Linked DNA regions of Homo sapiens: all the other regions are linked to region 3. A link is a loop called in an ENCODE intact Hi-C map of the cell type or tissue named here. Cell type or tissue: mammary epithelial cell. All regions are shown on one strand. Each heading gives the region's core, and the rest is flanking DNA. Links, peaks and the distances in the headings are about the cores only.

Region 1 (9,407 bases), core at 5-8,004, 70 kb before region 3:
TGATTTACATGACACAGTATATTATTTTCAATAAAGACTGGCTCCACCCCTTACTATCAGTTTGATCTTAGGGAAGTTACTTAACCTATCTGTACATCAGTTTCTTCATCTGTAAAATGGAGATAATTCTCATAGCAACTTTACAGAGATTTGTAAAGGATGAATATACATAAAGTACTTAAATAATTACTTTGGAACATCTGATTATATTGCTTTATATAGTTCCATAAAGTATTTTTCATATTGTTTAAAGTAATTAAATAAAGCAGGAAATTTTTTTTTTTTTTTTTTTTTTTTTTTTTTTTTTGAGACGGAGTCTGGCTCTGTCGCCCAGGCTGGACTGCAGTGGTGCAATCTCAGCTCACTGCAAGCTCCGCCTCCCAGGTTCATGCCATTCTCCTGTCTCAGACTCCCGAGTAGCTGGGACTACAAGTAGCTGGGACTACAGGCGCCTGCCACCATGCCTGACTAATTTTTTGTATTTTTAGTAGAGACGCGGTTTCACCATGTTAGCCAGGATGGTCTCGATCTCCTGACCTCGTGATCCACCCGCCTCGGACTTCCAAAGTGCTGGGATTACTGGCGTGAGCCACCGCGCCTGGAGTCTTTTTTTGTTGTTGTTGTTGAGAGTCTTACTTTGTAGCCCAGGTTGGGGTGCAGTGGCGCCATCTTGGCTTACTGCAGCCTCTACCTCCTGGGTTCAAGCGATTCTCATGCCTCAGCCTCCCGAGTAGCTGGGATTACAGGCATAGGCCACCACACCTGGCCATATTCTTTTAAAATAATTAAACAACATGAAAAATACTTTATGGAGCCATATAAAGCAATATAATCAGCTGTTCCAAAGATACTAAAACCTACAAAAACCCTAGGTTGTAGTAATGGATGTTACTTTACTTGTTTGTCCATAATGCATCTTCATTAGGAGGGCAGGGGCCCTATCTGTTTAATATGCTTTGAACAGAACTGTACTCTATTATGATGTGTAAGCAGTTGCTTAGTAAATGTTATTTGGTGATAGAAAAAAATTCAAAGACTAGCTGATTTTTTTTAGTAGACAAGTAATTTTGCAGAGATCTAAGTCATTCTGTAAGGCATAATGAAATTCCAACGTGTCTAGGAAAGGAAGGAAAATAATCTGGAAAAGAATAGGGTGAAAAACTCTGAGCCAGACTGACAAGCTAGGTAACCTATCAGAACTCAACAAAGACAAGAACTTGGATTTCTTTCACTGAAAGGTACCATCTCTGCTTGTTGGCTAGTCAGGGAAGGTGAAAGAAGCTGCCCTGTCCTTACCTGGAGGCTTTGCCTCAAGAGAAAAGTTCAAAAGAAACTGCAAATGAAATCGAAAACCTGAACTTGGTCAGTGAATTGATAATCCTGCTCAGTTTACACACAGTGACACCAACCTTAACTACACAATTTAAAGTCATTGTAAATTTTATACAAAGCCAGAGTGTTTCTTTTTATGCCAGTGGGCTTTCTATCCTTCTCAAATGAAACCTCGTTTTGAGGCATATTGGTAAGACACTGTCACAAAACCAAGCCAAACCAGCACCATAGTTGAGTTCATGTATGCAGATTTTAAAACTATGTCATATAGCCTAATTCTACATACCAGTAAGGTGTGCCCACGAAGGAGTTGGCAGGAGAAGCCATTGAAGCAGATCCAAAATCAGCTAGTTTTACCTGACCTGGCTCTGTTAGAAGAATATTTCCTGCTTTAATATCCCTATAGGAAAAAAAAAAAGGGTTAGAAAATTACTTTTCAATTTTGATTATGGAATAGGTCAGAGCATGCAATTAATAAGACAAAAAGTTTATTTAAACGAACAAACAAACAAACAAAACAAACCTTGCTCAGATAGCCAGAAGGAGATTTAGTAATTACTGCATGTTGTAAGGGGGCCCAGATTCCTGGGTGTACTTGCAGGTAGGTCATACTAGTTACTTAAAGGTAGAGCTTTCTTCAGAGGGAGGGAATACAAATGAGAAAAAAGGCAGACATGGCGAACAAGAAAACCTATTCAGCTGCTACACTTACAAAGGCATATTCTTAAAGGCTAAATCCAGTTATCAATAGTATTCCCTGTGCTGAGAAAATTGGTGCCAATTTTAACTGCTTTTTCTGCTTTTCCAAATTATGTGACATTTTTGGAGCCTAAACAAACCTGCAATGATTCCGTATTGACCACCTACCAATAAACCTCAACTACACACATACCTTTTCTTTCTTGCCTGTGACCCTTTCTCTCTGTCTTTAATTGTAACTGCAACTCTAAGGCATTTGAGGTACATGTTATATAGAAGGTGATATTTTAAAAATAACTCTGTACAGTAAAAAGAAGACCCTGAAAGATCAAAACAAACAAGGATTAGGGGTTAGGAAATTACATTTCTATTGTATTACTACAAAGAATTGCACGTGGTTACTACTAAAGCTAATAGAGGTATTATATAGCAAAAAGTTTTAAAAATATAATTCAAAAAATTCATTTTTCATTATGGTAATTTAGAATGAGAAGGTGTGGATGTACTCCTTATTCTTTTTAAAAAAGGCATGAGGTGTAATGAGCACTAGAAACCATGAATTGGAAGTTGATGGTCAGTGAAAAGATAAAACAGAGAAGATGAGGAAATTTATGTCAAGCTGAAAATGATAAGGTTCAAATGCTTCAAAATAACTTTTATAAAAACTTCCCTTGAAAATTCAGTTTCCTTCCTCATGGTGACATTAGGCATTGGCAGACAGAACTAAAAAAAAATGCATTATTTATTTTTCTTCACAACAGAAAAATATATTTTCTCTACTTATCTTTAGTTAGGAGATTGAATTGCCTTTAAAATCAAAACAATAAAAATCTGAGACACAGTATTTACTTTTAAATTAAAAAAACATTATTTATAAGTATTTTGACTCTTCAACAAATTATTTTACATACTAAAGAAGATAAAGCATAATACAGACTAAAACATTAAGTTAATGTGCAGATTAAGGTAATAATGGCACAAAAAACTGAACTGTAGCTTTAAATGAGAGCAGGCAAAATAATCACAAGCAAGTTGGCAGTAGTATTAACACCTTGGTACCAAAGACATATATTTACAAAAAGTTGTCAGATCCATAGACATTATGATAATTTTATTTAATCAGTATTTATTAACATGATTAGGTTCACTCTTTGTCCTTAATTCCCAGCAGGATTTCGGTCTGCCTATCTTTAGGAAGTTCTGCTTTTGTGGTACCAGTAAGTGGTCATGGCTACACTGGGGTGATTAAAACAGAAGCAAAAGAGGAACCATAACCCAATAGTTTCACTTCTTCCTAGTAAATGCCAGTTGTTTTCTTTCATTTGTGAGCCATCTCAGATTCTTCATACCTAATATTTCACTCCTCCTCCCCTCATTCATTAATGTAACTGTACTAAAAGTTCATTACTGAGAGAAGAAAAGATTGGTAACATGTTTCTCTAGAAGTTAATGGAGGGAGGGAGGTTGCAGGGAGGAGAGTGTGGTTGTGGTAGAGAAAATACAAGGCAGAGAAAAGCCCTAGAATAGGAGTCAAGAAACTTGAGTTTCAATCCTTAACATATTACTTAAATTCTGTGAAACTCTGGGCAAGTTAAGTCTTTCTGAGCCCTGGTCTCTTCATATGCCAAAATACAGTAAAGATAATATCTTCCTAAGTATCTATATGAACTATAGAAATGAGAAATATTTTAAAGTTATAAAATAGCATATATTTATATAAGACTAGCTTGTTATTTGTAATAGGAAAGGGACAATAACTCTGCTAACAGATAAATATATGCAAGGAAGGTTAATTTTCTTTTCTTTTCTTCATGACACAGTATCTAAAGATTGGTGGGCCCTTTTTCAAATTTCCCTGCAACATTTAGCCTGGAGAACAGTTACCTACTGAACAAAGATGATATAATTGTGGATACGTAGGAGAGAATAAGAGATAGAAGCTAAATTCTGGCAACTTTATCCTTTATATCCAGAAGCAGCAATCTATTTGCTTCCCATGAATGCTTAGGCAACCTAAAAATTGGAGCATGCACTAATTTTCAAGGTTCCTGGAATAGACAGTCCTGCAACTGAAAAGAAACATAACTGGTCTCTAATCTTACCTATGAATCAATGCATGAGAATGTAGGTAGGCTAGTCCATGCAAGGCTCCATGAGTAATGGCAGCGATCTCCACTTCCTGAAGTGGTTTTTTATGAACTGAGGAAGGAAAAAAAAAAAAGTCAGTAGATGATCAGTTTCATTCCTCATTTTATTATTTTATACAGCTATACCAGACTGGGTTACATACTTTCTCACATGACAATTTGGGAACACATTCACCTAGATCTTCTATAGAAGATAATAAGTGATCAGACAACAGGAAACCCAAGTATATAAACACAAATGACCCTTCAAAACAAAAATAAAACAAAGAAAGCCTGATATTCCTTAAATGATGCATTGTTAATTTACTTATCAGTTGCAAGCCAAGCCACACTGATTCCAATTAACCAGGCCCAAATTAACCAGTCCCTTCCAACATTTCAATGTCTGGAGTGTTCTAGGTTACATTTTCCTCCTCTGCCACAAAGCCATCTTTAATTACCCCTTCAAACTACAGGTTTTCATTATTTGTGAAAGAAGCTAATAAGCAATTTCTATTCAGAGATCAACAGTGATTTAATTTTTTTTTTTTTTTTGAGACAGGGGTCTCACTCTGTTACCCAGGCTGGAGTGCAGTGTTTCAATCAAAGCTCACTGCAGCCTTGAATTCCTGGGCTCAAGTGATCCTCCTGTCTCAGACTCCTAAGTAGCTGGTATTATAGGTGTTAGCCTCTGTGCCTGGCTCAAGATATTTTTTTTAAAGTAAATTTTTAACACAGCCTCTGGTTATAGCAGCATCTGCAGAGAGGAATGGGGTCAGTCAAGATTTCTGAAAGGGTTTAACATCAATATAACGTGAGACTATCTACCTCTCTTTCACATATACCCATGAATATGATGTTTTTGGCTACATGTACCATATCACATTAGCCAAACATTTTGGTAGTACCTGCCCTGGATGGGCCATGAACTAAAACAGCAGGAAGACTGCTAACATCACTCAGACACTTTCAGTGGCATTGAAGAGAGGAAGTGTGCATGGCTTATCCACACCACCCTAAAGCTCAAGCCATCATTCAATTAGACTGCCCAAACTACACTTTAGTATGGCGGTAGATAACATTCTGATCAAAGTAAAACAGAAAGGAGAGTTTAATTCCTTCTTTCTTACCTTCTAATAAATCAGAGGCTGAGCCTAAGCAATATTCCATCACCAACTATAAGAGATTAAAATAATATTCAGAATAATGAAAGTTAATTTAAAAACTGCTGAAACCAACTAAACAACCAATCAAGGAACTAAGAATACTAGGTGAATAAATATTCTGATCTACCCGAACTTGGACTGAATTTTTGTCATCTGGCACTAATTGATTTTTATAATTTTCATCATCTCAGTTTTTATTATTTCTTGTTTGAAATTGGCCTAAAGATTATTGGGGGACTAGATATAGAAATATTCACTATAAATGGTGAAGCCAAGATTGCCAATTTATTTATTAACTCCTTCACTACTTTATTTCAAAAAGGATTCAGGTGACTATGTTGTACTATAAATTTGTAACTCAGAAAGTGGCAAACAAATACACGAGCCAGTAAAATCTATTTTGGGGTTATACCAGTTAAATAAAATAAACCAGTAAGTAGTAAATTCCTTTTTTTCACACTTTAAAAAGTTTTAAACAAGAAACAGATATTGTTTTGAACTGAATCTGAAGATGTAGCCTGCTATGTATCATTACATTACCTTGAATCCCTGAGATATATGTGTTATTTACATTTAGATCTTAAAATATTTCCAGAATAATATTATTATAATACTATTGATAGGCTAGGTGCAGCGGCTCACGCCTGTAATCCCAGCACTTTGGGAGGCTGAGGCAGGTGGATCACCTGAGGCCAGGAGTTCAAGACCAGCCTAGTCAACATGGTGAAACCCCATCTCTACTAAAAATACAAAAAATTAGCTTGGCATGGTGGCTTGCACCTGTGGTCCCAGCTACTTGGGAGGCTAAGGACGGAGAATCGCTGGAACTCGAGAGGTGGAGGCTATCGATAGTTATTGGGTTTGCAATCTGCGGAGGCTTTCTAAAAGCAAAAGTGAGAAACCTCTTTCTTTACTCTTTTTTTTTTTTTTTTTTTGAGACGGAGTTCACTCTTGTTGCCCAGGCTGGAGTGCAATGGCACGATCTTGGCTCACTGCAACCTCTACCTCCTGGGTTCAAGCACTTCTCCTGCCTCAGCCTCCCGAGTAGCTGGGATTACAGGCATGCGCCACCACACGCGGCTAATTTTGTATTTTTAGTAGAGACGGGGTTTCTCCATGTTGGTCAGGCTGGTCTCAAACTCCTGACCTCAGGTGATCTGCCCGCCTCAGCCTCCCAAAGTGTTGGGATTACAGGTGTGAGCCACCGTGCCCGGCCTCTTTCTGTACTCTTATCCTCGATTTCTTTTTTTTCTTTGTATTTTTAGTAGGGACGGGGTTTCACCATGTTGGCCAGCCTGGTCTTGATCTCCTGACCTCGTGATCCACCCACCTAGGCCTCCCAAAGTCCTGGGATTACAGGCATAAGCCACTGCACCTGGCCCTTCTTATCCTAGATTTTTAGGTGCCCAAGACTACTGATTTGTAGTCAAGGTCAAAACTATCAGGGTTCAGCAACCAATCTCCACACACACATGCAAGCATTCACACTCCTACAAATTATTGTTATTTAAAAGAATAGTAGATGCTCATTATGAAATATAAATTTCCTATAATAAACTAGACATAACCAATATCAACATATTAGTTCCTTTCATTAAAAAAATTAATGTGAAAATATATTTATATTATGTACCTTGCATTACTGAGATAATTTAGAATATGTGATGTCTAGAAGTTTAAAATTTAGAAACTATTATACTTTTATAGTTATATATTATAAATATCAATATATATGAACATATTATAAATATAAGTATACTGTGTCTATATTATATAGAATGCAATTAAATTAGATATAACATACTTATAATACTATTTATATATTACATATGATTATGTCTTATATTTTATAGTTTTACAGTTATATATTTATATAGTATGTACCTTGCATTTCTGGAATAATTTAGAACAATGAGAGGTTTAGAAGTTTAAAATTTAGAAACCATACTATAGTTTTCTGCTTGACATTAAAAACAAACAGATTCAGAAACATTAATCTTATTTCTTATTATAAAATGGAAGATTCTACATGAGTAAATGTTATAATGAACACTAGCCTTTATGTGCCCTACTTTTTCTTTAATCAATTTTGATGAAAGCATTTCTAAATTTTATTACATAATTTTCTAATTTTTAAAAGTAACTGAATATGCATACATAACCTCCTTAAACCAAGCATATGAAATGTGAATATAGAACTTTAAAACTGAATAGAATGAATATGTTTCTAGCTGCATTAAATGTTTTAAATTACATGTTTAAAAACTCAGCATTTTTGTCACAAATATTTTTTCCCCTATTATTCTATAACACAAAGGCACCTGAGATGGTTGTTTGCTCCTGACACTAAACAGCTCTGGCTGCTCTGCCTTTAAATGATTAGCTCTGCCTTCTAGCTCCCCTGACTTTTTCCGTATGGTTAAATTATTCTTGTGCCTGTTTGTATGCATGTATCTAACAGCTCAGTTCCTTAGAGCTCTTTCTGATTGGTCTATCAAACCAGTTGTAGACAGAAACCAGGTAGCCATGCTTATTAGCAGTCTATATAATCTAAGAATAAACAGGTGGCCGGGTGCAGTGGCTCATGCCTGTAATTCCAGCACTTTGGGAGGCCGAGGTGGGCGGATCACCTGAGGTCGGGAGTTCGAGACCAGCCTGACCAACATGGAGAAACCCCGTCTCTACTAAATACACAAAATTAGCCGGGTGTGGTACTCCGGTGGCTGAGACAGGAGAATCACTTGAACCCGGGAGGTGGAGGTTGCAGTCAGCCGAGATCGCGCCATTGCACTCCAGCCTGGGCAACAAGAGCAAAACTCTGTCTCAAAAAAAAAAAAAAAGAGAAAAACGAGCTTCAAGTAACAGTGTGAAGGATTTTCTGAAGACTTGAAATACATGAGATTTTAGCACTTGGATTTTGTAACATTTATTCTGCCTGCTTGAAATCCCTTTCTTGACTCCTTCAAGACAGCTGAGATTGCCAGAGAACTGATTTCTAGACAATGAGATATGTCTTTGATTAATTTCTTATTTTCAGAATGGAAGCAATAGCTCTACATAAAAGTTCCTTGAACAGAAATATGTATGTTTAGTATACTGTTTGATAGTCTATTTAAGAACAAAATTCCATTCCCTAATTAGAGATCACATACAGGAAAGGAGTTGGTACATGGTAAACAATAAATGCTAGTTAAATTGGAGTTTAAGTAGGAATGTGCAATTTGAAAAAGTAGAAAGCATAACATTTTCACATCCTAAATGTGCCTAATGTGCCAACCTAAAACCAGAAATACAATCATATAAAAATATACTAAGGGCCGAGCACAATGGCTCATGCCTGTAATCCCAGCACTTTGGGAGGCTGAGGCAGGTGGATCACCTGAGGTCAGGAGTTGGAGACCAGCGTGGCCAACATGGTGAACCCTATCTCTACTAAAAATACAAAAAATTAGCTGGGTGTGGTGGCATGTGCCTGTAGTCCCAGCTACTCAGGAGGCTGAGGTTCAAGAATCACTTGAACCCAGGAGGCAGAGGTTGTAGTCAGCTGAGATCGCACCACTGCACTCCAGCCTGGGCAACAAGAGTGAATCTGTCTCCAAACAAACAAACAAACAAACAAAATATATATATATATATGAGTGTGTGTGTGTCTGTGTGTGTGTGCATGTGTATATATATTTATATATATATATCACAATAAGATGACAGAGTGGAACAAAAGTCTCTTATTTTAATCATATGGTGGCCCCTGTTTGGTAAAAATCACATAGCAATTAAAACATCAAGAACAATTCCAAATATGGGGGGAACTGGAGTGGAGGATGAGAAATGACAAAGATAAAAATTCTAGGATGAGAATATAAGGCTGTGCCTTTTACTTTTACAAACAAATAATTATAAAATGATGTCAACTTTTCACCATCTCTTTCTGAGTGTTTATAGAATGGAATTTCTAATAGGCTAGATATCATTTAATCTTACAGAATATATACCAAGTGACACACCAAAGTATTAACAAATGTTAAATACTGATAACAAAAGTTAAATGGAACAGAAATGAAATTAGTAATTTTACAGATCAAAT
Region 2 (10,879 bases), core at 1,523-9,522, 49 kb after region 3:
TAAGCGTCTGAATATATACTTTGTCTTGCCTAATGGAATTCCCTAATAGTTTTTGCAGGGCACACCTTCACAGAGCCTAACCTTGTAACACAGCAGGCACTTAATTGTACTTAGGTTACTTAAATAATTGGATAAAAATGCTTCTTGGTTGTGTAAAATTAAATGATTATATTTAATCTATAGTTCTTTTTTTTTTTTTTTTTTTTTTTTTTAGTGGCGGAGTCTCCCTCTTTCACCCAGGCCAGACTGCAGTGGCGCTATCTTGGCTCACTCCAAGCTCCGCCTCCCGGGTTCATGCCATTCTCCTGCCTCAGCCTCCCGAGTAGCTGGGATTACAGGCACCCGCCACCGCGCCTGGCTAATTTTTTTATTTTTAGTAGAGATGGGGTTTCACCGTGTTAGCCAAGATGGTCTCGATCTCCTGACCTCGTGGTCCGCCCACCTCGGCCTCCCAAAGTGCTGGGATTACAGGCGTGAGCCACCGCGCCCGGCCTAATCTATAGTTCTATAGGATGGAAAGCTGTTATTATCAAAACTATATCTCTCCAACGGCAGCTGGCTATATCACTTTAATAGCAGCACTTTGGGAGGCCAAGGCAGGTGGATCATGAGGTCAGGTGTTCGACACCAGCCTGACCAACATGGTGAAACCCTGTCTCTACTAAAAATACAAGAATTAGCCAGGCATGGTGGCATGCACCTGTAATCCCAGCTACTCAGGAGGCTGAGGTAGGGAGAATCGCTTGAACCTGGGAGGCAGAGGTTGCAGTGAGCCAAGATTGCGCCACTGCACTCTAGCCTGGGCGACACAGCGAGACTCTGTCTCAAAAAAAAAAAAATCATATATATACACATATATATACACACATATATAGTTTCTCATAAAGAAAAGCAAACATATCAATCTGTAACCAATTACAAAACTGTCTTCATTTGTCTCACATTTTTCTGTAAATGAGGTGACAGACTGGACCCAAATAGGAAAAATACTCAGGTCCCTTCAACATTACTGTATTACCAGGGTTACTGATCTTATCTTATTTATTTTTTGAGACAGAGTCTCACTCTGTTGCCCAGGCTGAAGTGCTGTGGCACGATCTTGGCTCACTGCAACTTCCACCACTGGGATTCAAGCAATTCTCCTGCCTCAGCCTCCCAAGTAGCTGGGATTACAGGTGTGTGCCACCATGCCTGGCTAGTTTTGTATTTTTAGTAGAGACAAGGTTTCACTATGTTGGCCAGGCTGGTCTCGAACTCCTGACCTCAGGTGATCCATTTACCTTGACCTCCCAAAGTGTTGGGATTACAGGAGTGAGCCACTGTGCCCGGCCTGAGTTGACTTTAGATAAGCATGATGAAATACATTTACTATTTTTTCTTTCTCTTCAAAATCAGTTTCCTCCGCCTTATGCTAGGAACTGTGAAAGATTTAGCTAAAAGATATGGTGTTTGTATTCAAAATGTTTACATTAGTGAAGATACAAGAGTGTGTGATAGAAGACACTACACAGATTTTTGTTCATTGGTTTGCTAAATTAAAAATCACCCGAGAATTTGCAGGAAAATAGTAGGAGTAGGAAAAGCATCTAACAGGTAGTACACTTCACACAGGATCTTGAAGGAATGGTAAAATCTGCGTAGGCAGCGAGAAGCTCCAAGCAAGGGCTTTTTGGGTGAAGTAAAAGGCAGAGACTTGAATGAGTTTGGTGTGTTTGAGAGACCGACTTCAATAGAACAGAAAGAATAGGCCCAAGATCATAGGAAATGAAGCTGGATAAATAGTGTACAGGCAAATCAGAAAGGGTGTCGAAAGTCAAGCAGAAGAAGTTAGATTTAACATAGTGGAAAACAGGGAACCACTGAAGCTCTCTGAAAAGGGAGTGACATGCTAGAAGTAGCATTTAAAGAAGATTCATCATGATGAGTTGGGAAAAAGAGACTGAAATGAAGGCAGGCCCCTGTGGTAGTCCAGGAACGAGGCAACAAGGGTCTGAATGGGAAAGGTGCACGAGGTGCAGTGCATTTTACCAGCGATGTAATGAGCCTTGAGACTATTATGTTAGGAATTCTCAGAAACAAGGAAAAACATGGAATAAGCCAGGAGCTGGCTAGGAGACAAAGGGGTTACATTACAGATTAACACCCTGAAATTTTAAACACTAAAAGTATATTCACAACGGCTAAACATTTTTTTTTTCAAGTATCCTATAAGGAGTTTCCTTGTTTGGTTTAGTGAATTGACTGCGGGTGTCCCCTAAATTTCACATCTGTTTTGCTAACACATCCCTATGAAAATCTGCTTATGTAAGAATTAGTTTTAATATTTTCAATACGTCAACAAAGTTAACTGACCCAATACAAGATATGAACCCTAGAGTCTCAGATTGTGAGAACGGAAAACATTCTTTATGCAGTAGTTGTCCTTATGTGTGGGGAATATGTTCTAGAACATCCAGTGGATTTATGAAACCATAGATAGTATGGAACTCTATATATACTATTTCCTTTCCTATATATACATAACTACAATGAAGCTTAATTTATAAATTAGCCACAATACTCTTGCACTTTGGGGATGTTATTAAGTAAAATCAAGGTTAGTTGAACACAAGCACTGAGGTACCACAACAGTCAATCTGATAACCAAGACAACCAGCTACTAAGTGACGAATAGGCACGTAGCATCTACAGTGTGGATAGGCTGGATAAAGGGATAATTCATTTCCCTGGCTAGAAGGAGTAGGTCAGCAGGAGATTTCATCACACTACTCAAAAGGGTAAGCAATTTAAAACTCATGAATGGGGCCAGGCACAGTGGCTCATGCCTGTAATCCCAGCACTTTGGGAGGCCAAGGCCAGAGGATCACTTGAGGCCAGACCGGATTTGGCTATGTCCCCACCCAAATCTCATCTTGAATTGTAGCTCCCACAATTCCCAAGCATTGTGGGAGGAACTCGGTGGGAGGTGAGTGAATCATGGGGTGGGTCTTTCCCGTGCTGTTCTTGTGATACAGTCTCATGAGATCTGATGGTTTTATCAGGGGGAGTTTCTCTGCACAAGCTCTCTTTTTTGCCTGCTGCCATCCATGTAAGACATGACTTGCTCCTCCTTGCCTTCTGCCATGATTGTGAGGCCTCCCAAGCCATGTGGAACTGTGAGTCCATTAAACCTCTTTCCTGTATAAATTACCCAGCCTCAGATGTCTTTATTAGCAGCGTGAAAACAGACTAATACATCCTGTCTCTGCAATTTTTTTTTTTAATTAGCTATCTGGGAGGCCAAGGCAGGAGGGTCCCTTGAGTCTAGGAGTTTGAGGCTGAGGCTGTGGTGAGCTATGATCGCACCACTGCACTCCAGACTAGGTGGCAAAGTGAGACTCTGTCCCAAAATAAATAAATAAAATAAAACTCATGAATGGTTTATTTCTGCAATTTTCCACTTTAGTATTTTTAGACCACAGTTCACCATGAGTAATTAAAACCACAGAAAGCAAGACAGGATAAGAGGGGACTATTGTATTCAAATATACATGTAAATATCTATGTTCTATTGTCACCAAAACAAAAAAAATTTTTTTAGCTGATCTAAAATCTTAAGACACAGTCCTAACTTTATCTGAGTGGTGTACTCAGAAGAAAACAAACACACTCTGCTGAGAAAATAACATTTTAAGAAATCAACACTTCACCATGTTGTTTCCCGGGCTGTTCCATCAAATTGGGAGGAAATGATCTCAATTGAAACAAAATGAAAAATGTTACTAAAGTGAAATTTGTCAGATTATATAATCATTTTGATGAATAATTATTAAATCTACAGTCGATCCCTGTCTCCTTCTTCCTATCCCCTTGGAATGGGTAGTACACAATGTGGTAAGAGGAAGGGCATAAATAAGATCGGTGGATTTCATCCCTGTGTTCCCTGGTACTTTCTAAATACTTCTATTATTATAACGCTGATTTTATTATCTATACATAATGCCATGTGTTGTTGTATCTCTTTCCATGATCACTTTCTGGTGAAGCTATGAATGAGAACTGAAATATCCAAAAATGGCAAAAATAAGCATAACTATTCTTGCACACTGAGCTCTTCCTTTACAGTGTGTGGCCAAAATTATGCTTTTCATACATTATTTCATTTAATCCTCACAACAATCCTGTGAAGTAGGTATTATAATTATATCAATTTTACAGAAGAAGAAACTGAGGTTTCGGGGAGGTTAAGGGATTTGTGCAAAGTCACAAAGCTAGTAGGTGGCAGACATGTTTATCTGCCACACTCTTATTAAACATTAAACTATCCTGCCAATCCCAAACCTATGTGACAGAAACTGAAAGTAAGAAATACCAGAAACCTGGATATGCTGCTGATCATGTAAAAGAATTAGGGAAGGGCATCAATTCTAAGAATTGTGTGATACAAATGATAGCTTCCTTGACTCACTTCCAACCTTTCCTTGAACTGAAAACATGGCATTCCATTCCTGAAGGAGAATGGGACACTACTATGCACTGGGAATGTAACTGTCCCCTCCCCTCTTTTAGTAGGATAACTTGCATTACTATTTGATGGTATTGACAGGATCTCAATATCTTCTCAATTTGGTCACTTTCTTTTTTTTTTTTTTTTTTTTTTGAGATGGAGTCCGGCTCTGTCGCTCAGGTTGGAGTGCAGTGGCACAATCTCAGCTCACCGCAACCTCCGCCTCCCAGGTTCAAGTGATTCTCATGTCTCAGCCTTCCGAGTAACTGGGATTACAGACTTACACCACCACGCCCAGCTAATTTTTGTATTTTCAGTAGAGACGGGGCTTCACCATGTTGGCCAGGGTGGTCTCAAATTCCTGGCCTCAAGTGATATTCCAACTTCGGCCTCCCAAAGTGCTGGGATTACAGGCGTCAGCAACAATGCCCGGCCTCAATTTGGTCACATTAAAAAAAAATGATATGGCCACGTGCAGTGGCTCACACCTGTAATCCCAGAGTTTTGGGAGGCAGAGGCAGGAGGATCTCTTGAGGCCAGGATTTTGAGACCAACCTAGGCAACACAGCAAGACTCCCTCTTTACAAAAAAAAAGAAACTTTAAAAAATTAGCCAGGCATGGTGGCACATGCCTGTAGTCTCGGCTACTGGGGAGGCTGAGGCAGGAGGATCACTTGAGCTCAGGAGTTCAAGGCAGCAGTGAGCTATGACTGTGCCACTGCACACCAACCTGGGTGACAGGGTGAGACTCTGTCTCTAAATAAACAAGCAAGCTACTACTTAGATCAGCCAGTTTAAGACTAACTAGGTTGGTTGGTAACATAAAAATGATTTCTTAATAGAATATCCAGTGACCCGAGCAACTTGCATAACTCCTACCAGTGAAACTAACCTTTAAAAAATGTTCTCAGTACATGAAATGTATTCATAAGATACTTCTAAAAATAACTCCCCACTGTAATTCCCTCCTTATGCATCTGGGCAGAGATGTCATATTTCCTTCACAAAGCTTCCTTTTATGTTGCAACAGTAAGAATCTCAATTTCAAGCTAAACCAGAACAATCTAGAACTATAAACTTTTTCATAAGACATGATTATTTGTATTAGTATGCTATATTTTATATAAATTGTCCACATGTGATGGGACATCCTTACGTTTTTAACTCAGAACTATTTTTAACTGGAAAACAAAGCAGCTGTAGTTTTAAATTCTGTCATCCTTCCCCCATCTTTTTTCTGCTAACACGTGGCTTTCCACAAAAGGGTCAGTGTGATCTTTGCAGATCAGAGATAAGGAATATAGCCACAATAAACTAGAGAAGGTTAAGCACGTTTTAAGTAATTCAGGAGTTTAAAACTTGTCATCTATGTATAAAACAAGCAAACAGTTATAAGTGGTTAAATAAACATGTACAAATTAATAGGATGGAGTTTGTAACTTCTACTTTTCCCTTCAACGAGTGTCATTTTGGCAGGCAGCCATATAATCTGCAATAATCTGTCATCACGAAGCACCACCCACTTCCTCTGCTTCACCCCCATCCAAGCTATGACTGGGATATTTCTGGACTGCTAATATAACATTCAGACAATCATAAAAGGCCTCTCAATGAAAGCTGAAATTAACATAATTTGTACTTTTAAGTTTTAAACATGCATAAATCTTAAGGAAAAAGAACGTGCTATATGACATCACATTTTAAAGATTATTTGACACTTAAAATTTCCTTTTTCATACATTAGAAAGAATAGCGCCCCCATTAGTAATATCCACTGCAATGCTTCTTAAATGAAAACATCCTATGCATAATTATAAGACTTAATTTACACATTTAACCTGCACAGTATTATGAGTTTGGATATGACAGTCACATGTTAGCCTATGCATTTTATTTAAACCTCATTCCAAGAGACTAGTGAAGTTGGTAAAGAAATTATTAAGGTAGCTTTCCTGATTTATAACATATTTTGCATTAACTTTTTAACATACAAATGATGACATGTCAAAAAAAAAGTATCTGTTTTCCTACTTAAACTAAATTCATTTTATGGACTATAGTAGTCACATAAATTGTTAATAACCGAATGGCCAACATGTTTTATTTTTATACTTTCATAAGTAGCTAACTCTATGTATTAAATTGATTTAAAAAGTTACAAAACAAAATAAATGTGACCAAACCCTCTGACTTTTCTGTCTCTAAATTTGGTATTACATTCAAGAAACAGCTCTGCTTTCTATACTATTTTCCCTTTCTGTGAATGAAGAAAAATAGGAGGCAGGCTTGTTACTTTTAAAGATCTCTAGGATGAATAGTGTGCCACTTGGAGTAGCTTGATTGTAAAATATTGTTTTAAAGTAATAATATCATCCATTAGCATAAACTGTATCCATTTAAGATGACCTTCAGTATATTTCAAGTTTTTTATTTAAAAGACTCTTCCGACAAAATATTGGTATTGTATTTCATGCTCAGCATTTACCTTAGTTATTCAGGAGAAAGAAAAAAATTAAATTTTTTTGAAAAATTGCCACTTTTATTTGTGGAATATCAAACTACAAATTAAATTAAATAGAGCACATGAATCCAATGACTTTTGAGGTTGATTACTCTCAGCTGGACTTTGAGCTAAGGCCATAAATATTTCACATGAAATTCAACAGAGTTTACTCATTTTTTTTAACAGTGTTTAGACACAAACCATATTTATAATCAACATTAAATGTAAAATAAAATACCAATGACACTTACTCACAGTAGATCTCAAACGCATGTCCTATATTTCCAGTTCAACATACTAAAGACTTTAAAAATTCCGTATTTAGCTACAACAATCAATACGATTTCCCCAGAGATGGCTTCATTTAAAAAACTGCCTCTTCCTCACAGGAAAGAAAAAACTGAACTTAAGTTATAAGAACACCCCAGGCTATCAGCACCTTCATCCCGAGAAAGGAAGTTATTACAGACACTTAGTTTTTTAAGTGAGGCTTAAAGAGAGTACTTCCTGGTCAGACAGCTAACGTCAACAGCAATTTATACAGCTTTGCATTTCGACATTTTAGAAAGAACTCTCTAAAAATTTTTCCAGAATTTTCCCCCCAGTACCTACAAAAGAGGAAAACTTGCTCAAGCTAATCTTATGTAAAAATCTATGAAAGTCTATCAATGCTCACCGTTATGGTATCAAGTAGATATCAGAACTGGTTACTATTATTGATAATTATATCAGCTTAAGTTTTAATTATTTTACACTTAGGCACCCTCCACTCTCCCTGCATACTAGAGTAAGGTTTCAAGGAACACAATATTAGAAAGAAAAGAACCAATTTACTTACAGGAGGACAACTCACCATCTCTTGATAATGAAGAAAAGGCAACCATTCTCATTTTAATTTGCAAATTGAAAGTTAATTCTCTTTTAAACTTATGTATTTAAAAATCTTCAAGAAACTTTGTACAATACTAAAAAGGAACTGCAGATAAAAACAGCGTGATCTGGGTGCCACACATTACTATCAGTATTGCAAGCTGAAGTATTTCCTGTTACAACGCCCATTGGTTCCCACAGGTGCAAGTGCCTATGGGTGGTGGCAATTCACCCTTCCTTTTGTAAGAGATCCACTAAAGGAGATTTAAGATTGGCACAAGCAATGCTAGGAACTATTCGAACAGAACTACCTTGGGCTAATACCGAGAGACACCCAAACTAGGATGATTGTGAATTGATGATTACCTAATTCAAAAAAGCTGGAGAAAATTTATTTCAATACTTTCATTATTTTTCTAAGATGCGCGATTATTAAGAATGTATGTGGTCAGGCGTGGTGGCTCACACCTGTAATCCCAGCACTTTGGGAGGCCGAGGCAGGCGGATCACCTGAGGTTAGGAGTTCAACACCGGCCTGGCCAACATGGTGAAACCCAGTCTCTACTAAAAATACAAAAATGGCTGGGCGTGGTGGCAGGAGGCCGTAATCTCAGGTACTCGGGAGGCTGAGGCAGGAGAATCACTTGAACCCAGGAGGCGGAGGCTGCAGTGAGCCAAGATTGTACCACTGCACTCCAGCCTGGGCGACAGAGTGAGACTGTCTCAAAAGAAAAAAAAAAAAAAGTATGGCCGGGCACGGTGGCTCACGCCTGTAATTCCAGCACTTTGGGAGGCTGAGGCAGGCGGATCACGAGGTCAGGAGATCGACACCATCCTGGCTAACATGGTGAAACCTCATCTCTACTAAAAATACAAAAAAATTAGCCGGGCATGGTGGTGGGCACCTGTAGTTCCAGCTACTCGGGAGGCTGAGGCAGGAGAATGGCGTGAACCAGGAAGGCGGAGCTTGCAGTGAGCCAAGATCGCGCCACTGGACTCCAGCCCGGGCGACACAGCGAGACTCCGTCTCAAAAAAAAAAAAAAAAAAAAAGTATGTGATTTCATTCAACAAATGCTTACTAATTGGCTTCTATGTGCAGGGCACTATTCTAGGCACTAGGAATACAATAATGAACAAAATAAAGTCCCTGTGGTCATTCATATAATATTTAGTGGACTTTTGAGCATTTCATATATAATGAGGAAACTTCCATAAAGGCAGAGATTAAGAAATTTGTATGGAAATTTGGAAACTCATTTGTAGTTAGTGTAGTTACTAAGAAGCATTGTAATAAGTGGTCACCAATTTAAACCTAAACAGAACTTTTCCAGAAACTGTCACACAAAAGTAGTGTTCTTTATGTTTTAATTGTTTTTAAAAGGCCATGTTGGAGGTAAAGGCATATGTTCCAGCAGGGAAAAGGAAAAACTTCTCACTATGAGTCATCAGTGACTAAGTTATTTTAATTCAGGCTTAAAACACATTTCAAACCCAATTACTTGTATATGCAGAAAACTGATAACAACCCTAAATTAACATCAGAAGCTTGATTTGACCAATTTTCAGGGTCAATATCAGCATCGAAGCAAAACAAGTGAAATTTTTTCTCAAGGGATAATGCCCCCGTACTGAATTTTATTATTATTTTGGTCTTATTAGACTTTAATGCCTAAAAGCCATGTCATCAAGCTTCCACTAGACTTCGTTACAGTGAACAGAGTTTTCTTAGGTTTTAGCCACAATGAGATACAGCCATCGTGGATGTATGGTGTGGTAGTAGGAATGGCTTTCATTTGTATTCAATGAAATAAAAATATAGTAAATTCAAGGCTGCTCCAAGAAAAATGTAAAACCCCGAGAGTAGAATTTGCAGATGAATACTACTCTTCCAAACTATCATTTACTTCCTTAGGATTTTTTTTTCTTTTTTTTTTTTTGAGATGGAGTCTGACTCTGTCACCCAGGCTGGAGTGCAGTGGCACGATCTTGGATCACTGCAACCTCCGCCTCCTGGGTTCAAGCGATTCTCATGCCTCAGCCTCCAGAGTAGCTGGGATTACAGGCATGCACCACCACATCCAGCTAATTTTTGTATTTTTAGTAGAGACGGGGGTTTCACCATGTTGGCCAGGCTGGTCTTGAACTCCTGACCTCAAGTGATCCACCTGCCTCAGCCTCCCAAAGTGGTGGGATTACAGGTGTGAGCCACTACACCTGGCTAGGATTTTATTTCCTTATTATTTTTAAAATTTCAACTTTTATTTTAGATACGGGGGTACATGCACAGGTTTGTTACATGGGAATATTGCACGATGTTGAGGTTTGGGGTATGGATCCCATCACCCAGGTAGTGAGCATAGTCAAACTATTAATAAAAATAATAATAATAAAAAAACATGCTGGTGAGGCTTCAGAGAAAGGGGACTGCTTATACACTGATGGTGCGAATGTAAATTAGTCCAGCCACTGTGGAAAGCAGTCTGGAGACTTCCTTATTTTTAAAATAACGAAACCTTTTTAGCCAACAAATCGGAGGAACTCTCAAAGTCAAATTTCTCTATTTAGTCAGTCAAGAAATATTTATTGTGCAACTACTAACTGCTAGGCACTGTTCTATGAGTTGGAGATACAGCAATTAATAAAACAAAAATCTTTGCTTTCATAGACCCTAAAATTTAGGGGTGTCCAATCTTTTGGCTTCCCTGGGCCATAATGAAAGACGAAGAATTGTCTTGGGCCACACATAAAATACACCAACACTAACAATAGCTGATGGGCTAAAAAAAAAAAAAAAAAAAGGTCCATGCATAAATCTCACATAAATCTCACAATGTTTTAAGAAAGTTTACAAATTTGTGTTGTGCCCCATTCAAAGCCATCCTGGGGTGCATGCAGCCTGCGGGCTATGGGTTGGACAAGTTTGCACGTAGGAATATAAGACAAACAAGCAAAAAATTCGGCATGTGAGGTGGTAAGTGCTATGGAGAAGGATACGGTAGGAAAGATGGAACAATAAGTT
Region 3 (10,879 bases), core at 1,290-9,289:
AGCCTCAGTTTTCTTATGGGTATAATAGGGAAAATAAAATAAAGTGAGAATAGCAGGGTCAGGTACAAGTTTTTGTAAAGAAGAGATCTTTGCTGGAGAGAGGTAAGAGGTCAAAGGTAAGAAAGAGACAGGACAGCTAATAGTCACTGTTTTTAATTGTGGCAAAGCAAAAAATATTTAGATGTGTTTAAAAAAATCTTCTGCACATATTAGTGCAGAATATTAGTCACTCAAGACATGTTGGATAAATGAATAAAAAATGGAGGAACAACTATTCAATGCTGATAACTGATAAACTTGGTATTAAAAAGAGATATGGGAACAGACAGATTTTCCTTAACTATGATGACCTCTCAAAATATTTGGAAAACACAGCATTTTTTTTCTACAAGTGAAAATTCCAATATCACGACTACCATTTTGTAAACTTCATAAATGCACACAGATCTCAGGGGAAGATGAGTGGAACCGTGCACTATTCTATCTTCAGTACCACCACTCCATTTTGACTCTACCAAAAAACCAAATATACTACTAAACACCCACCCAAACAATCAAAATATCAAGACCAGAAAGTGGATAAACAAAGTACCTGACACCACTCTCATTCCTTTACTGAATTCCTTTCACTTATTCTGTCACTAGAGAAGTGGCCCTATTTCAGCTTGGCCCTATTTCAACTTCAGCTTCCATAGATTAATATGATTTTAATAAAAGATGTATTATAAGCCCTATTTACTCTTCTTAAAATTGAAATCAGCCCCCATTCCTTATCCTCCTCCTCTGTTTTTTTGCTTCACAGCATTTGCCACCTTTTAATAAAATAGGTATTTCACTTAATTTGCATATTTTCTCTCTCTCCTTTCTAGCATGTAAACTCTATGAGGACAGGATTTTCAATCTGTTTTGTTCACTGTTGCATCTTCAATGCCTGAAACAATGTTTGGCAGAATGTACGTGTGCAAAGAACACTTGCCAAAAGTCTGAATAAATTAATCAACTCCATTACAATAGAACAATGCTATGAGACATTTCTTTTGCATTGACTTTTATCTGTGCACTGTTTTCGCCATGTTAACGTCCATTTACAAACTTCATATTATGTTCTAAGAATTGGTTTCTCTCTAGGCCATAACTTTCTTGAAGGGGAGCACTGCATATTACTTTTTAATTTTTCCCTTACTGCTCTCATATTTTATTTTTTAGAGATGGAGTTTTGCTCTTGTCACCCAGGCTGGAGTGCAATGGCATGATCTCGGCTCACTGCAACCTCCACCTCCCGGGTTTAAGCAATTCTCCTGCCTCAGCTTCCTGAGTAGCTGGGATTACAGGCACCTGCCAGCATACCCAGCTAATTTTTGTATTTTCAGTAGAGATGGGGTTTCGCCATGTTGGCCAGGCTGGTCTTTAACTCCTGACCTCAGGTGATCCACCTGCCTTGGCCTCCCAAAGTGTTGGGATTACAGGCGTGAGCCACCATGCCTGGTCCCATATTTTAAATACTAATAAATAAAGTTCAGGTAACTTCTCTCTTTACACTCCTGGTCTTGCCCTTCCTTTTGCCTCCCTCATGCCAACAACACTTTGCTGAAGAGAGTCTGGCACTGTTTCAGTGAAGTCATTATCTATACTACTTGGTTATGAGGTGAATGAATAGACTATGGTTTTAAGTTGTTGAAAAGGCAAGCACGTTTTTCAGAAGAAATTCTTTTATGAGTTCCAATGCAATAAAATAGCTCAGTGATTCAACGGGCTGAATTACATTTCATTCACTTAGAGGTAAATTCCACTGAAGAAAACTAAAGAGCACATACTTCCCCCTTTAATTTTGGCTCTCTAGAAATTTCTCATTTAGTGATATTTCTCATACCAAGAACTAGAACCCTCAAAGGTCTCAGGGAAGAGACACAGGCTGTTTGAACTAGGCCGACTACAAAATATATAATATTAACCAAAAAGAAGCCTTCACCAATTGGTGCTGAATTATTAATTACCTCTTCCTAGACTTCTTCGTATGATAACTTGATTATTTCTTCATACCCCAGTTTAGAAAAATTACCATAATTTATGCTTACACTAAGGAAATCCCTAAATATTCTTCAACAACTTTGCATGGTTACAATGTTCTCTTAAAAAAAATGTAATCTGAAATAAGAAGCCACTGATACATATTATCTACACTGCTTTAAGGCTTTTGCTTTTTGAATGTTATATGTGTACAACTTGTATTTCAGTTTGTCCTAATTTGTGATGTTTTTAGCAATTTGTTCAGATAATGTTCCTAAATCTTGATATGAACTAAACTTATGAAAATTGATTGTGCTTATAGGGATGCCAATAATTTCATTAGATATTATAAAATTACAGTTATTCCCTCATTTTCCGTTGCTATGAAAGGCAAATGGCAAAGAGAAACAACACGACACCTGGAGTGAAAAAGATTTATGTTTAAATCCTCTGCTTAAGAGTGTAGTCTTCAGCCTGCTATCTGGAAAAGCAACCATGGTTAAGAACACGGGTTATGATTAAAGTAGAACTGAGTTCAAATCCCAGATCTAATCCTAACTAACCATATGGCAGGTTTCAAATCTAAGGTTCAGTTTCCTCATCTGTACAAAGGACATAATATAATAAATATATCGAGCACAGGATTGTTTATTGTCAGGATTTAATAAGATAGTGTATGTAATGTGTTAAACAAGGTGGCATGCATAGAATAAGCATTCAATAAACTTAACCCGCCGGGTTTGGTGGTTTATGCCTGTAATCCCAACACTTTCGGAGGCTGAGGCGGGAGGATTGTTTGAGGTCAGGAGTTCAAGACCAGCCTGATCAACGTGGTGAAACCCTGTCTCTACTAAAAATACAAAAATTAGCCGGGCATGCATCTGTAATTCTAGCTACTAGGGAGGCTGAAGCAGGAGAATCCCTTTAACCTGGGAGGCGGAGGTTGCAGTGAGCTGAGACTGTGCCACTGCACTCCAGCCTGGGTGACAAAGCAAGACTCTGTCTCAAAAAACAAAAAAATAATAAAAATAAACTTAATCCACTACTACTAACAAATGACATAATTAAATGTGATATTCTATAGAGAACATATATATCAACTGTTAAGTATTTAACTGTTAATTTTTTACTATTTTATGCATGTCAAAAAGTTGGCGGCTGGGCGTGGTGGCTCACGCCTGTAATCTCAGCACTTTAGGAGGCAGAGGTGGGCAGATCACTTGAGGTCAGGAATTCAGACTAGCCTGACCATCATGGTGAAACCCCATCTCTACTAAAAATACAAAAATTAGCAGGGTGTGGTGGCGGGTGCCTGTAATCCCAGCTATTTGGGAGGCTGAGGAAGGAGCATTGCTTGAACCTGGGAGGCAGAGTTTGCATGAGCTGAGATCACGCCACTGCACTCCAGCCTGGGCAACAGCAAACGAGACTCCGTCTCAAAAAAAAAAAAAAAAAAAAAAGTTGGCTCAATTGCCATTCGATTTTCTCCTCTGCTGCTTTGGAGAGGTTAGTCTTCTTCTGTCATAGGATAGAAATCACTTTTCAGATATTTACAAGAGGACACCATGTTTCATAAAATAATAAAGAATGTAGAAAGGATTCTGTGTCATTTTTTCTGGATACTCAGAGTAATTTATTTTCTCTTAAAGCTCGACCACTGCTGGTTTTTGTTTTTTAACTTTTATTTTAGGTTTGGGGCACACATACAAGTTTATTATATAGGTTAACTGGTGTCATGGGGTTTTGGTGTATAGATTATTTTGTCACCCAGGAACTAAGTATAGTACCTGATAGTTGTTTTTTCTGATCCTCTCCCTCCATTTGGAGTTTTCTTATTCTATTCCTATTTACTGCTAACTTTATTTTTTATGTTTTTATTTAATTTTTTTAGAATTTAGATAGGGTCTCACTATGTTGCCCAGGCTAGTGTCGAACTCCTGGGCTCAAGTGATCCTCCTGTCTTGGCCTCCCAAAATACTGGGATTACAGGGGTGAGCCTCCTCACCCAGCTTATAATTTTAATTATTTCAACACTTGGTTTAAATTTTTCTTTTTGACTTATATTCTTCATGATTGTAAATGGATGTGAAACGTTTCATAATTTTTATAAAAATCCATACATGTTTCCCTCAAGTTCTTGAGTCTAAAATTAACATAGATCTGTCCTTACTTTTATTTAGTGGACCTTAATGTTCACTGAAGAAATATTATTGATACTTAGAGTAACTAAGCCACAATGGTAGGTTCCATAGTTAAAAGATAATTTTATATATTGTACTTTGGACTTAAACTAATCATTCAATTGTAAAGTAGTAACATCAAACTTTTGCTCTCAGAGTTTGTTCTGCTTCATCAGTACATTCAAATAGAATGCTCCATAATGAAGAAAATAGTCTATCACTTCATTTGCACTATCCAATAATGGTAGCCATTAACAACATGTGGCTAGTAAGCACTTGAAATGTGGCTAGTGCAACAGAAGAACGGAATTTTTAAGTGTTTAATTTTAATTAATTTTCATTTAAATAGCTCTTTGGCTAGAAACTACAATGTTGGACAACACAGTTCTAGATAGTTCAAAAAACATCAGTAATTATGTGGAAATAGAATAATAATGATTCTCATTACTAAACTATACAGGTTATATCATTGCCTCAGGAATTGCTGACACATCTCTTGACCAATTGTGCAAGAAGCAATGAGGTTTTGAGCACGGTTTTTTACCACTTTATGAATCAACCTTCCCGCCTCCTCTTCCCCCCCCCATCTCTGGAGTCCTCATAGTTTTCTCTTTAAAATCATTTGTAAAACAGAAAGCAAAGCTCTCAGATCTAACCAGTAGTCTAACTCTGACCTTAGGCTCCCACGGGAATTCAATTATTTTTGTTGGCCTAACCTCTAAGGGATGATGGATTTGCTATCTCTGTGTCCTCCTTCTTCCCTGACTCCCCCTCCCACCCTCACATCTTCTCCTCTAACTAGTCACATTTAGTTAGTTTCTTGACCTGCTGCCTTTGTTTTAAACAGGAATGAAAGAGAACCATAACTGGAAACAGAAACTGTTGCATTCAGTTATTAGGTCGCAATGGGAAAAATGAGGCTGTGTATGTATAAGTGTTTTTGCAGGGTTTAGGATAGCAGCTGCAGCTACCCCTTCTTTCCTTCCACTGCTAGACAAATTTCCAAGCACTTGATACTAGAGTTCTACCACTAGCTAGCCAGCTAGAGGTCTCGGTATCCTCTATGAACTGTTAATGAAGTTCCGGAAGTTCTTTCCTTAAAAAACAAAAGTTCTGAATGCTGACTCTCTAACCACGGAAATGGTATCTTATTACTAAAACACTAAAAATGTTAAGCTGCATACTGCTCCAATGAGTAGTCTGTAGACTTGTTACCATCTGTACTGGCCATAGCGAAAAAGGGTTTGACACTACATGATAGTTACTGGTACTTGTTCCCAATAGCTGCTTAAAATAAGCTGTTGGCAAGTTTGACTACTTTTTTTTTTTTTTTACATTTAAAAAATAACAACATTAAACAGTTATATCTGTAAATGTAAGAAGGTTAAGGCATTCTAAGTCACAGGATGGGATAGGAGGTAGGCACAAGATACAGGTCATAAAGACCTTGCTGATAAAACAGGTTGCAGTAAAGAAGCCGGCCAAAACCCACCAAAACCAAGATGGCAATGAGAATGACCTCTGGTCGTCCTCACTGCTATACTCCCACCAATGCCATGACAGTTTACAGATGCCACGGCAACATCAGGAAGTTACCCTATATGGTCTAAAAAGGGGAAGCATGAATAATAGACCCTTTGTTTAGCATATCATCAAGAAATAACCATAAAACTGGGCAACCAGCAACCCCCCGGGGCTGCTCTGTCTGTGGAGTAGCCATTCTTTTATGCCTTTACTTTCTTAATAAACTTGCTTTCACTTAAAAAAAAAATTAAACATTTACATTTGTATAAAGTACTTTCACATACCTAACCAAATTCAATTATTTTAACAACCCAGTAAGGCAGGAAAATCAGTTATTATTATTCTGATTTTTATGAGTGTCATCTGACTCCTAGGATAGCAGCATGTTTCCCAGTATACCAGTACTTCTACCTGGCAAGGGTGCTGCCCAAAAATGGTCTTGGGAGAATGTAGACGGTGTAGAAAAGTCTGTAATTTGGCCGGGCGCGGTGGCTCACACCTGTAATGGCAGCATTTTGGGAGGCCGAGGCAGGTGGATTACCTGAGGTCAGGAGTTTGAGACCAGCCTGACTAACATGGTAAAACCCTGTCTCTACTAAAAATACAAAAATTAGCCAGGCGTGGTGGCACATGCCTGTAATCCCAGCTACTTGGGAGGCTGAGGCAGGAGACTCGTTTGAACCCAGGAGGCGGAGGTTGCAGTGACCTGAGATCGCACCACTGCACTCCAGCCTGGGGAACAGCAGCGAAACTCTGTCTCCAAAAAAAAAAAAAAAAAAAAAAAAAAAAGCCTGTATGGTTGTAATTAATTGAGCACTCAAATTTAGTTCTTAAAACATTTTCTTTCCCCTCTTTGAATTATATTATTTTAAATGTCACTGGGCACGGTGGCTCACGCCTGTAATCCCAGCACTTTGGGAGGCCAAGGAGGGCGGGTCACCTGAGGTCAGGAGTTCGAGACCAGCCTGGCCAACGTGGCGAAACCCCATCTCTACTACAAATACAAAAATAAGCTGGGCGTGGTGCTGCATGTCTGTAATCCCAGCTACTTGGGAGGCTGAGGCAGGAAGAATTGCTTGAACCCAGAGGTAGAGGTTGCAATGAGCCGAGCTCGGGCCACTGCATTGCAGCCTGGGCAACAGAGTGAGACTGTCTCCAAAAAAAAAAAAAAAAAAAGCCAACCTTCTAGGGTAGATTTTGTAAAAACCAAATTATGGACATCCTAAGTTCTCAGATGTACAAATGAGTTACAGCTCTAAGTTGCATCTCTTCAATTTTATTTCTTGAAACAACTGCCCTCCTCCCTGCAAATCTACCCTCCCTTCTTGGCTCAAATGGTGGTTTTCTTTCCTTTTTTTTTTTGAGATGAAGTCTTGCTCTTATCCCCCAGGCTGGAGTGCAATGGCACGATCTTGGCTCACTGCAACCTCCGCCTTCCGGGTTCAAGAGATTCTCCTGCCTCACCCTCCCGAGTAGCTGGGATTACAGGCGCCTGCCACCACGCCTGGCTAATTTTTGTATTTTTAGTAGAGATGGGGTTTCACCATGTTGGCCAGGCTGGTCTCAAACTCCTGACCTCAGGTGATCTGCCCGCCTCAGCCTCCCAAAGTGCTGAGATTACAGGCCTGAGTCATCAGGCCCCGCCACATGGTGGTTTTCTTTATCTTCCTCCTGGCTATGTGCTGGGTAGCAGATTATCCACAATTATTATTGTAGCTCAAAAACCTGAGTTTTCCTGTTTCTCTTCTTTTACCATTTTCTTATTCTTTCCCCCCATAGGCAACTCCCTCCCTTCTCATAATTAGCTTAAGACCTTAATGTTGGCTGGGTGTGGTGGCTCACACCTGTAATCACAGCATTTTGGGAGGCTGAGGCAGGCAGATCGCTTGAGCCCAGGAGTTTGAGGCCACAAGATCAGCCTGAATAACATGGCAAAACCCAATTTCTACAATAAAATATAAAAATTAGCTGGGCATAGTGGCGTGCACCTGTGGTCCCTGCTACTTGGAAGGCTGAGGTGGGAGGATTCCTTGAGTCAGGGAGATGGAGGTTGCAGTGAGCCGTGATCGTGCCACTGCACTCAACCTCTACAACAGAGTGAGATTACAGAGTGAGACTGTGTCTCATAAATAAATGAACAAATAAATAAGACAGACCTTAATGTTTTCTAACAAGGTGGTTTTGATATTTGGTGAGCTATGTATAGACTCTTCTGAAATGTGAAATATGTATGTCTTCAAACATATAAACAAGGTAAGTTCTTCACACACTATGAAGCTTCATAAAAGGTTCCATTTAAATTTGTATCTTGGCAAAATTATTGAACTTGGGGAGTATCCCTAAACTGTTAAATCAGCAATATTACATCTGTTCCAAACTGGTATCTCATTTTTCTTGGAGTTCACAGAAAACAAAAAATAAGGCAACATAAAAATTATCCAGAGTTTTGCTTGGACAGATTTCTATTATCTGCCCATTTAATATATAATATCTATTTGATATAATTTATTAAATGTTTATAATCATCCTTCTATTATATAAATAGGTTTACCACATCTGCTTGGTGATGTTGGTAGCTTTTTTCTTCTGTTATAAGGGAGAATATGGAGGAAGGATTTAAAGTACAGGAGGTCAAATGGAGTCAAGAATGTGTAAACCGTGTAGTGTAGATAGCCTTAATATATTCTGGACTTAGAGTTTTAGGGCAGTGGGAAAACTAATCACATTCATAAGACATTTTGCAACTACATTATTCCCCCACAAATAATAGTTATTTTAATCTATATCCACAAATAATAGTTACTGGCTATATCTACAAAGTTTGTGTAGATATCTACAGATTCTATGACCCTACAGTGTTTCATAGGTATTCATGTAGCACTTTTAAAGTACAATTAATGAACTGTGTCCAGCAAAGGTTTATACTGGCCTTTCCTTCAAAATTAATGAAATAAAACTGTACATTGTTGTCTCAGTAAAAATAAAGGCACAAAGAATTCACAAATAGGGGCCGGGCATGGTGGCTCATGCCTGTAATCCCACCACCTTGGGAGACCGAGGCAGGTGGATCACCTGAGGTCAGGAGTTCGAGACCAGCCTAACAAACATGGTGAAACCCTGTCTTTACTAAAAATACAAAAATTAGCTGGGTGTGGTAGTGGGCACCTGTAATCCCAGCTACTTGGGAGGCTGAGGCAGGAGAATCGCTTGAACTTGGGAGGCAGAGGTTGCAGTAAGCCAAGGTTGTGCCATTGCACTCCAGCCTGGGTGACAGAGAGAGACTCTGTCTCAGAAAAAAAGAAAAAAAAGAAAGAGCTCACAAATAAGTTTGTTATAAGGATTTTCACCATGAGATAGGGAAAACTCTTATTAGCCTGAAACATGGCCTTTGGCCCTTCCTCATAGGAATCCCAAGAGACAAAGAATAAGTCTCATTTAGAGTTGAATAATTTTTTTTTTTTAAAAACAGCATTAGATCTATGTAAAGATAGTATTTAAAAACCAAACAAAACTAAGAAATGGGAAAAAGAAATGGCAGGTGAAGAACTCTTTTCAGAGAATAAAAGTTGTCATATAGCAATGGATGCTGTGTCAGAACATACTGCCAATAAACTTTAAGAAAAAAGGAACTCAATGAAGTTACTGTTATATAAAACAGGAGCTCACAGCAGGGATGTAAGAGTTAATGGAAGATATCGTGAGCCAAAACAGGGAATAAAACATGATTTGGCAGAAGTCAAGAGAGATGTGGGGAGAAAAATAAAACCACTAATGAAATGAAGCTGGCAAGAAGCAGCACAAAGAACTGGCAATGGTGGAGACGTGGTAAGGGACATGGGTGGAGAATTGAGGAAAGTAGCAAAACAACAGCACCTTGAATAAAGTTTTTAAAAACTAGAGTAAATTATAGATTTGAAAGATAATATATTCAAAATCAGTTTCCTTGAAAAATAGAAATATAATTGTAAATCTATAATTTTAAAAAACTTTCTACAAATGAAAATAAACTTGAAGCTACAGACTGAAAAGGCACACAGAAGCCAGGGGAAACAGGCACAGAATAATTAAACATTGAGACATAGCTTTATTAAGCTACTAAATTCCAAAGATTAAAATAAGGGCTTGACATTAAAAAAAAATCTAGTCCCTTAATTTAAGACTACTTTAAAGCCTATAGAAAAAATATGGCTAAATTATATAAGCAAGTGTAATTCTGAAAATAAACAATGCTAAGATTTTAGATAATAGTTACCCATAATGTTCCTATAACCTGTAACTAACCATACCTTGGACAACTAAAATAAATTAAGATTTTTCTTGGTCTGGGGAAGTAGACGGTAGCAAGGGATGTTTCTTGAAATTACTTATTAAAGGCTTATTACTAATATCTAATTCAATAAGCATCACAACCTACAAATGTTTTATAATAGAATTATTCACAAAATCCACAAAACAGCTTATGTTAGCCTGATTTTACACATGAAGAAATGAAAGCAAAGCTAAAGGAAATTAATTGTCCACAGTTGCATGTTGAATCATCAGAAACAGGAGAGTATCACTTCTAGTACAATTTTTTGTTTGTCTTTAACAGGTTTTGTCACTACCTTGCACTCTGACATTATTTTTGGCTACTGAGTAACACCGATCTTAACTAGAGGCCTGTAGTATCATGATCTAACACAACAAAACTATAATGAGTGTTGAAAGACTGTGGAGAAAAAAATAAATTTGGGGAAACATAACAGATGTGAATTCCATCAATCAAAAATGCTTATCTGCTGGTGAGGCTCTATTCTGCTGAGCCCTGTATTAAAATCTGGAGTGAAAATAAAACTGAACCCAAAATCCCTAACACTAAAGACGGAAAAATGCAGAAAAGAGGCTAAATAGCTATTTTAAAAGAGTTAAAAGCAAACAAAATGAAATCTTTAAAAACTGAAAATTTAAAAATCATATATAAAGAGACAGCTATCCAACTAGAGATAATGCTAGATCCTAGTAGGACAGTCAGGCAAGACATTACAGAAGACAGACATTTTCAGCTCTATTACAAGGAAAGAGAATGGCTGTTTCTTTTCTTTTCTCTTCTTTTTTATTTTTTATTTTATTTTATCTTTTTTTTTGAGACCGAGTTTTTGCTCTGTTGTCCAGGCTGGAGTGCAATGGCA

The links. Peaks named below come from ENCODE experiments on the same cell type or tissue, not always from the same donor. Only the 100,000 strongest peaks of a DNase experiment are listed, where the experiment ranks them.
Region 1: it touches region 3 in a loop (4-fold over the local background); 2 of 110 quality-filtered maps call a loop at or near these places.
Region 2: it touches region 3 in a loop (4-fold over the local background); 15 of 110 quality-filtered maps call a loop at or near these places.

The regions. Positions count from the first base shown.
Region 1 is chr12:118,233,940-118,243,346 of GRCh38, forward strand. It overlaps TAOK3 (TAO kinase 3), which reads right to left. Exons shown (of 21, transcript NM_016281.4): 6 at 5,288-5,333; 7 at 4,134-4,230; 8 at 1,619-1,732. Among named protein-coding and RNA genes, the nearest start is that of PEBP1, 100 kb to the left of the region's middle. RefSeq lists enhancers at 3,372-3,441, 3,582-3,631. In mammary epithelial cell, for the core only: no CTCF peak of the experiment used is centred there; a DNase peak (open chromatin) is centred at 4,162; H3K27ac peaks cover 1,740 bases.
Region 2 is chr12:118,351,679-118,362,557 of GRCh38, forward strand. The region is part of intron 1 of TAOK3 (TAO kinase 3); the gene reads right to left. Among named protein-coding and RNA genes, the nearest start is that of TAOK3, 16 kb to the right of the region's middle. In mammary epithelial cell, for the core only: no CTCF peak of the experiment used is centred there; DNase peaks (open chromatin) are centred at 5,373, 5,973 and 9,293; H3K27ac peaks cover 4,210 bases.
Region 3 is chr12:118,302,460-118,313,338 of GRCh38, forward strand. The region is part of intron 1 of TAOK3 (TAO kinase 3); the gene reads right to left. Among named protein-coding and RNA genes, the nearest start is that of TAOK3, 65 kb to the right of the region's middle. RefSeq lists an enhancer at 5,740-5,839. In mammary epithelial cell, for the core only: no CTCF peak of the experiment used is centred there; DNase peaks (open chromatin) are centred at 4,722, 5,342 and 5,752; H3K4me3 peaks cover 574 bases; H3K27ac peaks cover 2,382 bases.